Linked DNA regions of Homo sapiens: region 2 is linked to region 1. Evidence: chromatin loops called from intact Hi-C (ENCODE). Cell type or tissue: A673. All regions are shown on one strand. Links, peaks and the distances in the headings refer to the core of each region. The heading gives the core; the rest is flanking DNA.

Region 1 (5,398 bases), core at 136-5,135:
AAGAGTGTTCTGAAATGGCATCTTTAATTACAATCCTACATTTGCTTCTCTTATAGCTCGACACAGCATGTAGAAGTTGAAGTAATCTCTCAACCAGAGAAAAACAATTACATTCAAAGAGAATTAATGCCTCTAAAAGCTTTGGCCTATTCAGATTCACCATAGTCAAATTAATTTTATAGAAACTTAGCTTGTTTTTTAAAAACAACAATTGTTGTTTAACTGAATATGAGCATAGGCAAGATGTAAGAAGGTGGAAGAATAACACACATTTCACATTACTGAATTTTACTATAGTTCCCATAGCAGTTTATGTCATTGTAAGATACATAACTGAAACGAAAGAAAGACTTAAAATTCTGAAGGAGTACATTCAAAGTTATTTAATATTGGAGGCAGCTAATTGTCTCTACATCTAGGAAAATCAAAGTCATGCATTTAACTAAGGAAAACAGAATACTGAAGAATCTGAGAACTAGATTTGGAAAAAAAAATGTGTCTGATTTTAACCCATGTTTCTATTTAATCTATTGAATAAAATTTCACCCAATTTCTATTTAATCTCACACTGGAAAGTGGTGATATAACCTAAGCAATCCAGAATTTGTATTGTTCACTGACATTAGTTTTTAAGACTCTTCTCTAAGTTATAAAGCAATATAAAAATCTCGTGTTGGAGAAGAACATCTAAAGGATTTGGAGTGAAAGGAATAATGAGACAAAATTAAGCACATTTGAAAGCAGTGGAAGACAGCTGCTAACACATATGCCAGGAAAGTATTGTCTTTTTTAAAAAATCAAACTGTTGAGAAGTAACAGTTTAAAACTGTGGTTTGTTTTCATGATGATTTCATACATAAGCCACCAAAAACTTCCGTAAGTTGTCTGTACGTAGGAAACAGTAATTCTGTCCAAACTAATTTACAGAATTCACCCTGGAACATATTTTTCAATTGGGAAAATATTTTCATTGTTTGGAACTGTGATATAGAAAGTCATTCCTTTTATTATTTAGAATTGAGAATACATAAACTGGAAAACAAGAAGGAATACTTCATTGTTCTTAAAATGCCATTACATTTAATATTAGTGTAAATCAAAGAACATACTGCTATTCTTATTTTCCCTCCACCATACAAAATTACTGATGTTTACAAGTTAGGACACTTAGTAAGATAGGTTAAAAAAAAAGAAAAAAAATATATATAGTTTTCAGTCTACTCCATCTGGACTGTAATTTGCTACATCTGGTCAAGAAGATCAACCTACAAATATTTAACTTCTACTTATACAAACAGGAAATATTTAATTGAGTGCTTACTAGGAAATGCTTGTTCTAGTATTTTTATAGGCATTATCTAATTTCACCTCAGTAACTCTTAAAAGATACATTAACTCTTAAAAGATACATTATTCATCCCATCTTCTATAAAACTTGGGACCAGGGAGTTTAAGGAACTTGTCCTAGTTTGCACATCTAAAAGATAAGTACTGTGGTGATGGCTTGTGTTCTTACTTATAACTGTATAACTCCAAAATCTGTAGCTATAGTATTTATTTTCCTACAACTTCTTCCAATTGATGCTTAGAGATCCCTTATGTAGTTTCTATGCATTTGCAATTAAAATCCATTCTTGTACCTCTTACATGGCCCTTTCATTGCTTAATATCTCTATGTAATTTTTTTGGTTTAGGCTGAGGTGGCTTTTTTTTTTTTTTTTTTTTTTAAAGTTTGGCCTCTCTGAAACTAAGGTAGAATTACAGATCTTAGAATTGGAAGTAAGGATGAAGGGTATCCATTTGATAAACAGATCTCTTTGAATGACCATTCAATCAGGGCCTGAACATATCCAGTGATACAGCCCGTGCCTCTGGCAGCAGCCCGTTTCCATCCTCACACAACTCAGAGTGCCTGAAATTTCAGACTTTTATTGACTCTGGGTAGCATAGCATTGATCATTTGTAATCTTTTGGATGCCAATGAAATGAATGCCATTTCTTTTTTTTTTTTTTTTTGAGACTGAATGTTGCTCTGTCACCCAGGCTGGAGTGCAGTGGTGCAATCTCGGCTCACTGCAACCTCTACCTCCCAGGTTCAAGCAATTCTCTTGCCTCAGCCTCCCGAGTAGCTAGGATTACAGGCACCCGCCATCAAGCCCAGCTTATTTTTTTGTATTTTTAGTAGAGACAGGGTTTCACCATGTTGGCCAGGTTGGTCTTGAACTCCTGACCTCGTGATCCACCCGCCTTGGACTACCAAAGTGCTGAGATTACAGGCATGAGCCACCGTGTCCAGCCAATAAATGCCATTTCAATTTAGATATTATGTAGTGGATTTTCTGTCCCTCCTCTCTGGAGACTAACAGCTCTCATTTATTTCAGCTGTGATTCACATGAATACAAACTCTTTTCCTTCCTTCCTTCCTTCCTTCCTTCCTTCCTTCCTTCCTTCCTTCTTCCCTCCCTCCTTCCCTCCCTCCCTTCCTTCCTCCCCTTCTTCTTTTTTTTGTGTGTGTGGAGAGTGGGGTGGGGTAGGGAGTAAGGCCAGCCTAGTATTGTACTATTTCTCATGAAGAAATGAGAAAAATATCTTTTAACAATTTGTTAACAATTTTTGTCTATAGGATAGGTAAATATATAAAAAGATAGATATTCCATTTTACATTGTTGACCAGGTAATATGAAAAAAAAATGTGAGTTAGGCATGATGAGCTATTAATTATATATTTCCGCAGGGAATGTTCATTCTGGTAGATAAGATTGCAATAATTGACAGTGGGATGCAGGTTATAAGAGTAATTCAAGCAAAATGTAACAGGAAGCTCTCTGAGAATTTCTTGGCAGTTGCATTTGAACTAGCTTTAAGCGTGGCTCTATTCTGTAGCTGTTGGAGTCAGGAAAAATAGCAACAAAGGCCAAAGAGTGAATGAGCACAGTGCATGGTTTCCCGCATGATAGAGGACATGAGAAGTACTGGGATAGGGTCTAAATTTAAATGATAGTGACCTGACCTTTAGTGCTAAGTTAAAGAGTATGAATTTTATCCTCTGTTGAAATCATATTTTTGATGATAAAATGATAAAATGAAGAGGTCAGTAGGACAAATAGATAAAGCAAGGCAATCAATCACATGGCTAATATATGTTTCCTGATGTTAATAGCTGGAACAGAGGACAGGTCTACATTGCAGCTTTCTCTCTTCGGAAGGCACATCGCATTCTACATTTTTCTGGATGCTGATGAAAATTTCCTACTAAGTGTGCACCCGAAAAATCTAAAGCACTGATTCAGGACATACAGTTTTGGAGAATCCTCAAAAATTCTATCCCATGGGGGTGGGGTGTGTGTGTGTACATGTGTGCGTGCATTGAGCAAAACATATTTTTAAGAAGCCAATAATTAATTAGCTTCCAAGCACAAAAATGGACTTATATTTAATGTTATTTTTAATCTGAAAGTGTTCCTGTCACTAAAGTATAGGTATATTGTTTAGTATTTGCCTATTCACAGCAGAAGCAAACTGGAGAGCAAAAACAAATGAAAAATTGAAGTCAGATGGTAAAATTAATTTAATTCATGTTTTCATGAAAGCCTCATCTCAGTTTCTCTCTATATATCAGCTCCAAAATGCTTGAAAGAATTTAGGCAGTACAGTGAATCATTTAATGATCAAAAAGACATATTAAAATATTTCAAATAAAAGAGGCCTCAAGGAACCTAAGAGGTTAAACCGGATGTTTCCCCCACATTCCTATTTTGTTAGGTTCTGTGCTTATCCTTCTATCTAATGGCTTGGAACAAATGAAACCACTTTTAAAAAGTTTTTGTAAAATTAAATACATTTATACACAATATTGATCAGTCTAATCCATTACTACATGCAAATAAATTCTGCCAGATCAGTGTGTATAGACAAGTTATTTCACTTCCTCTCTTCTTTAGGACTGCACCATATTAAGTATGAAACCAGCAAATAGGAATATAACTCTCATTTTAATAAAATGCAGGCCGGGCACACTGGCTCACACCTGTAATCCCAGCACCTTGGGAGGCCGAGGCAGGAGGATCACTTGAGGTCAGGAGTTCGAAGCCAGCCTGACCAACATGGAGAAACCCCATCTCTACTAAAAACACAAAAATTAGCCGGGCATAGTGGTGCATGTCTGTAATCCCAGCTACTCGGGAGGCTGAGGTGGGAGAATCGCTTGAACTCGGGAGGTTGTGGTGAACCGAGATCCCGCCATTGTACTCCAACCTGGGCAACAAGAGCAAAACTCCATCTCAAAAAAAAAAAAAAAAAGTAAAATGCACACATTTTGGTTCCAATATATTTCTTAGTACCCTGAAGAATAAGCACTGATTGATAACTACAGCAGTCAATATAGTCAGGTTACCATGTACCAACAGTCTATGCTTATATAGTGCTTCACATTAATACCCAATGTTTTGCTTTGTTACCTTGCAGAAATGTTGGAATCCAACAATGTGATCACTTTCAATGGCTTGGCCAACAGCTCCAGTTATCATACCTTCCTTTTGGATGAGGAACGGAGTAGGCTGTATGTTGGAGCAAAGGATCACATATTTTCATTCGACCTGGTTAATATCAAGGATTTTCAAAAGGTATCAGTATTCTAATATATGCACTATAGTTATTTTGAAGCATCTCAAGTTATAGATAATTCTCTAGCTATTTAAAAGCATGATTACTGACAGAAAATTGTTTTGAATTAATAGTTTGTCTTTTCTGATGCAAATAAAAATGACAGTAATGAATCAATGGATGCAATAAATCAAAAAATATCAAGGATGAAACCACAGTATTTGCAGTAATCATTATAAGAAATATGAACTTCAGCTTACCCTTTCATATCTATTTTTCCTACATAAAAGTAAATACTTGAACCATCGTAGCAATACATCATAATTGACTTCATGAACTATTTATATGTGTGTAGGTATAAATTTATATTTCTCTGTATTTCCAGAAAATGAAGAGTTCATCTATCCATTACCCACATGCCTAATTTGGCATGCTATCAGTGTTTGTAAATAAAGTTTTATTGAAACACAAGCACTCCCATTCATTGACATATTGCCTATGTCTGTTTTTGTGCTACAACAGCAGAATTCAATAGTTACAAAGGGTATCAACTGGTCTACAAAAATGATTTACTATCTGGCCTTTTAAACAAAAAATTTGCCAAACCCTGATCTAGGAGATCAAAGTATCAGATTTTTAAAAATGTGGTCATGCAGACATCAGCAGGATATAAGTTCTATCTTTATTCTTTATAGTATTTCTGGCTCATTTCATTAATAAGCTATATTTTTGTTGTTGTTGTTGTTGTTTTTTGAGATGGAGTCTCGCTCTGTCGCCCAGGCTGGAGTGCAGTGG
Region 2 (5,398 bases), core at 169-5,168, 66 kb after region 1:
AAGCCATAGCTTTGTTGGAACATCAAAGAGGATTCTGATGCAACAGATGTTGAGAAACATGAGTTAAAGAAGCTAAGTGACTTGACCAAGTTGCAGCATACAACACTTAAAATTCCTGTAAACGGCCATAATGCATGAAAAGACCTAATTCTTCCCTTCCCAAGCTATGGCAAATCGTTCTTTGCCTGCTGCCAGGCTTGTGTGTCTCTAAATCATCCCTGTCAGATTCATCATCATATTGCACCTCTTTGATGCTATTGTTCTGCAACTAAAATTATCACTGTGTCACTGGCACCTTCTGAATACAGACTAAATTGCTTATTTTGGCATAGAAAACTCTCCACAGTTTGGCCCCCACATTTATTTTCCAGCTTCATCTTTTAATATATGTATGTATTCCTCATTGTCCAAACTCAACTTTATGTTATTCTTCAAGTATGAATCATATTTATTTTCTTTGGAAATTTTGCTGGTGCTATTTTCTCTAGATAGAATAATCTGTCTCCCTGCTTTCCTCTGCCCTCTCTCTGTGGATTCTACTGGCCTCCTACACTCACATCCAGTCCACACAGACACACACACCCACACCCATACACACACGTCTTTCTACAAAATATATTTTGAAGGACTCAATCAAATAAAGCTATTATTTATATACTAAAACAGAACATTCACTGTACTCACACTGAACTCTGATGGTTTCCAGTTTCTAGTATTTTAGTGTGTTATGAATACTCTAAAATAAAATAGTTTTAGTGTATTATAAGTACACTAAAATAAAATTGTTTCTACTACTTTAGTGTGTTTAGTGTAAATAATATTATGTTTGTGAATCTTGCATTTTTATATAGTGGTTAAAACCATGTTTTTGGAAAAAGATGTTATCGAATTCTTATTCCCTCCATTATTAGCTTTGTGATTTGATGTTATAGGCAAAATGTCTCAATTTTCTCGTCTGCAAAGCAGGTATTATAATAATAGTAGGGTTGTCATGAAGATTAAGTGAAATAATATATACATGAAGTTTTAAGGCAATGTTAACACTTAAATGTTAAATGAAAATAGCTAACAAATAATTTATAAACTCTGTAATAGTGTCTGTAATGTATTATTGTTATATAATTTTTGTTGTACTTCGTGGTATACTCCTTGAGATTCACAACTAGATCTTTCACCTCCGTATTCCAAATACCTATATAAACCTTACATAGTAACAGCTTAATATGTATCTACTGAATCATTAATATTTATATTAGTGCTTCAAAGACTTACATAAATTAGCAAAGTCTCAAAAATAAATACAAGGTGAACATATCAAAAATAAATTATATATTTCTGTAAACAGAAAATTATATTTCACAAACCCAAGCAGCTTCTCCAGTTTCCTCCTCCGCTTGCCTACATCCCAGAGCTGCCTGCAGTAATTCCTATTGAGCAAAAACAGTCAGGAAAAAAACAACTGGAATGATGGGATACACAGGAGAGACATTACATTAATCAGAAATAAGTTTATGTTCCACAAAGAAATAAGTTGATAATTTTGCCTATCAGTGAGGCTGACCCTTTTCAGAGGGGTAATATTTATTGATAAGCTTAATATAAAAATCAGGTGAAGAATTACAAGGCCCAGTAAAAATTAAGGAGGAACAAGATTATAAAGATAAAGGGACTTTGAACTATAGGTTTTATTTTTTAATCTTTTATAACAAGAGTAGACTAATATTTGAAGTCTGTAAGCATCAATAATATATTAATAATAACACACATACCACCAAGACGTTAAAGAGTATCATGTTTCCCAAAACTCACTTTAAAACTTGGTAATATTTGAATTTTGTAGGCTAACATCTCCTACACAATTGTGTTCACATCTGTGTCAGATCCTTAACTTATTAGCTCCTGAAGGCGAAATTATTAGTTCCTGGGATGTGTCTTTGCTACTCCCTGTATGTAGTTTTTCCACAGTCTCTTCCAACCAGTTACTAATTTTTTCACTCATTCATTGATTCTTTTATGAGCTTTAACTCAGTGCAAAGCTCTATATTTATATTTGAAAGAAATGTACTTAGATTTGTCCCTCACCTTTAAAAAAATCTAATAAAAAAAGGAATACATGCATCACCGAATATCAAGTTTGAAGTTTAAAGAAAATAACAGAAGAAAGGTATGGATAGATTGCTATGCAAGTTCCAGAGAGAAAACATTTTTCTCTGCTGGGGAAAATAAATGGACATTTAATGTACTGTGCATCATGGCCTAATCTTTACATAATAGGTAAAATTTGTACCTGCTTAGATTAGGGAAAAGTGACTCCAAATACATGAAGAATGACATACAGGAAAAATAGAGTGAGTATTTTTTCATCTGTCCTGCCATTAAACACCACTTCGCATAACTCCTGGCCTAAAAAAGAATTAACCCAAAAACTAAACTAATGTTTTCAGTGTGATCCCTCCTTCTAGATCTCATGGACTTTTTCTAGTATGATTGTGATCTCATGTCAAAATTTCTCTTCCTGGAGGTCCTCTGACTGCTGACTCTATATTGTGTGCTGTTAAGGGCATAGGATTCAGAATTTGGACACGTGTTGTTCAATGGAAATATTCTATATTTGCCTTTATCCATTATGGAAGCCACTAGCCATATGTGACTATTGACATCTTGAAATGTGACTCATGAAGCTGACGAATGGAATTTTTCCCTTTGATTAGTTTAAATTAAATAACCACATGCAATGTGTGACTGTAGTATTGCACAGTGTATATCTAAAGTCGCCTTTTAAGGAAAAGTAAATTATGGATAAATTTGATCTGCAGAAGGATCTCTTTTGGTCAAAGTGCAATATGTCACAATATTTCCTTTGAGATCTTATTACACTCTTTATTTGCTGAAGCCAGTAGTTTCACCCTGTATAGTTATTGCCTGTATACTATTGTTAATTCAAGTATGTGCAAAGGAAGACTAACTAATTATATCAGCAGGAATCTCTGAAGACTTCCAGGAAGTGACTTTTGAATTTAATCTCAAAGGAAAAGAAGGTCACCCTCAGGCTGGGGGCTGAGGATGAGTGAGGGCAGAAGGAAGGGGTCTCAGGCAGAGATGAGAAAAGGATGGCATGACCAGGGGAATATTCAATAATTTAGTATAACTGGCATACAAAGTGTCTTTTGTGAGAAACAGAAAGGCAGAAAATGCCATTTGAAAAAAATATATGATAACATACATTCTTTCAATACCGTCCAACTATTAGTTTTCACATAATTTTATGCAATTTCCCACCTAAAATATTCATCCTATCACATATATAAAGGTTTCCTTTCTTTTCTTTTTCTTTTACAAACATCATTTACGTTTTAATCATTAAACACAACAACTAAAATTACAACTTTGTTACCTAAATTTATGACTTGGACAACATTGAGATTTAGGAAATTTATTGCCATGAAGTCACCAATGGTTTATAATTTATAAGACTTTGGATTAGACATTAGCACAGTTATTATTTCCTCTAATGCCTTACCTCACCACAGTCTAATAACATTCAGGAAATCCAAAAGACAAAGGGGAGAGAGTGGTCTTGAAAGCTAAAAACAGTCGTTGAAAACTGATGCAATCATGTAATAAAATATAGCACAATAACTTATATGATATGCTCATAGCATCTGCTAAAGCAATTAGAATCAGTATAGCTAAAGTTTTATTCATGTATTTCTACAGTGAAAACTCTTTCAGCCCATGTAAGACATTTAAGTTATGCAGTTTAATTGTGTACATTGGTCTTAGGATTTTCAGTCTTATTACTTGCATATGCGATCTATTTCACACTCTTCCAAAACAGAAATCCACTGGGTAGCAATCAGATTTTGAAAGTCCTTCCAAGTAAAGCCAGATAGTGGTCTATGTGATATTTTTCATATGATAACATAGGGTGTTAATACGCAATTATATTAACACTGTTCGTTCATGATAATTCAATACCTTCACACATCTAAATTAAGGTCTTGCTCATTAGATAACAGAAACAGCAATATTAGTGTCTATTCATATAAATGACTTTAAATTTATCAGATATATTAAAGAGGACGCTGTTTTATTTGATGATTTTCACACGCATTCTATGTAATGTTGTAACTTTTAGAGATTCTCAACAAAATATTTTAATGAATCGGCAGTTATATTCCTTTTGAAAGAATGTCTCATATTAGAAAAATAATGTACTTTTTCTAATTTAAATTATTTTTTCATGAAACCTTTTCAATTATCTTCTCATCTACCTATAAGAAAGAATTTTCAATGCATTGTGAAAGGTCAAAATATTTACAGATATTTCAAACATGCCTTATAATTTTGCCTGATAAAAATATAGGCTGGCATTTCTACTGTGACATAAGATATTTTGATCATAGTAGAACAGAATAAGTTTACTGTAACAACTATAAACAATGGTTAAGGGAAATTAATAAATCTGTTTCAAGGGCATACTAAGTATTTTGTAGACATTATAACAAGAATTATTTACTTCAACTATGAGATTTTCTTATCTGCTTATTACAGGAGTCTGAATTTCAGAAGGGTGTAGGAACTTGCCTGAGGCACAGAGCCAATAAAAGGCACAGCCAGAGATAACACCCAGTTCTGCCCGATTTCAACATCCTTAAAGCCCATTATTACATGTAATGGGCATGAATTTTACACTACAAACATGTGTAAGAAGTGTCATTTTATCTCTCTATCCAAAAATCAAATTATATTTATTTCAGATCCTCATCTCACTAGACTGGAAAGGAAATTCAATTTATTCTCTATGGAATTGTGTAAGAATATAGAAGATTTACATGGTAGATTCCCAGAAATTTGGGTAGGAATTACATTAAAAGGAAACATATTATGTATCGGTAAAAGAGGTGACTAACTTAGTATTTATTTACGGGGTTGAACAAAAAGGAGGAAAGGAAAGGGATGCCAGCTTTCAACACATTACCTGACACCATGACGAAGGATAGTTTTTCATCTTCTCTTGAACCATAACTGACATGCTTAACCTCTCTTCCTATGAGTTCTAATCCTTTACCTTGTAAATCAAATACTGCATGAAATTGGAAGCACTTCTCATCTACCTTGGCACTGTCTGATTAACTTGGACATATGATCCCAGACATAAAGTATCTTATGCTTTGAGGAGATAGCACGTCTGTCTGTGTCAGTAGTGTAAAATGTCTTATTGAGTACAAGAAAATATAATATTCATAACAATAATTTCTACCACACTACCACTTCGTTCTGCTGCTTCTTTTAGTCTGTAATATATAGTCGCATATACATATTTTAATATTTTGTATGAATTGTGACAATAGAGTATAGGTCTTTTATGTTTCCTTTTCACTATTTCCTAATTTTT

Evidence for each region. Hi-C counts contacts between places; a loop is a spot of excess contacts. Peaks named below come from ENCODE experiments on the same cell type or tissue, not always from the same donor. Only the 100,000 strongest peaks of a DNase experiment are listed, where the experiment ranks them.
Region 2: it touches region 1 in a loop (4-fold over the local background); 1 of 110 quality-filtered maps calls a loop at or near these places.

What each region holds. Positions count from the first base shown.
Region 1 is chr7:84,134,019-84,139,416 of GRCh38, reverse strand. It overlaps SEMA3A (semaphorin 3A), which reads left to right. Exons shown (of 17, transcript NM_006080.3): 2 at 4,466-4,623. Among named protein-coding and RNA genes, the nearest start is that of SEMA3A, 58 kb to the left of the region's middle. In A673, for the core only: no CTCF peak of the experiment used is centred there; DNase peaks (open chromatin) are centred at 1,386, 1,886, 2,386 and 2,846; H3K4me3 peaks cover 572 bases; H3K27ac peaks cover 5,000 bases.
Region 2 is chr7:84,068,456-84,073,853 of GRCh38, reverse strand. All of the region lies in intron 4 of SEMA3A (semaphorin 3A), which reads left to right. Among named protein-coding and RNA genes, the nearest start is that of SEMA3A, 120 kb to the left of the region's middle. In A673, for the core only: no CTCF peak of the experiment used is centred there; DNase peaks (open chromatin) are centred at 2,903, 3,543 and 4,613; H3K27ac peaks cover 5,000 bases.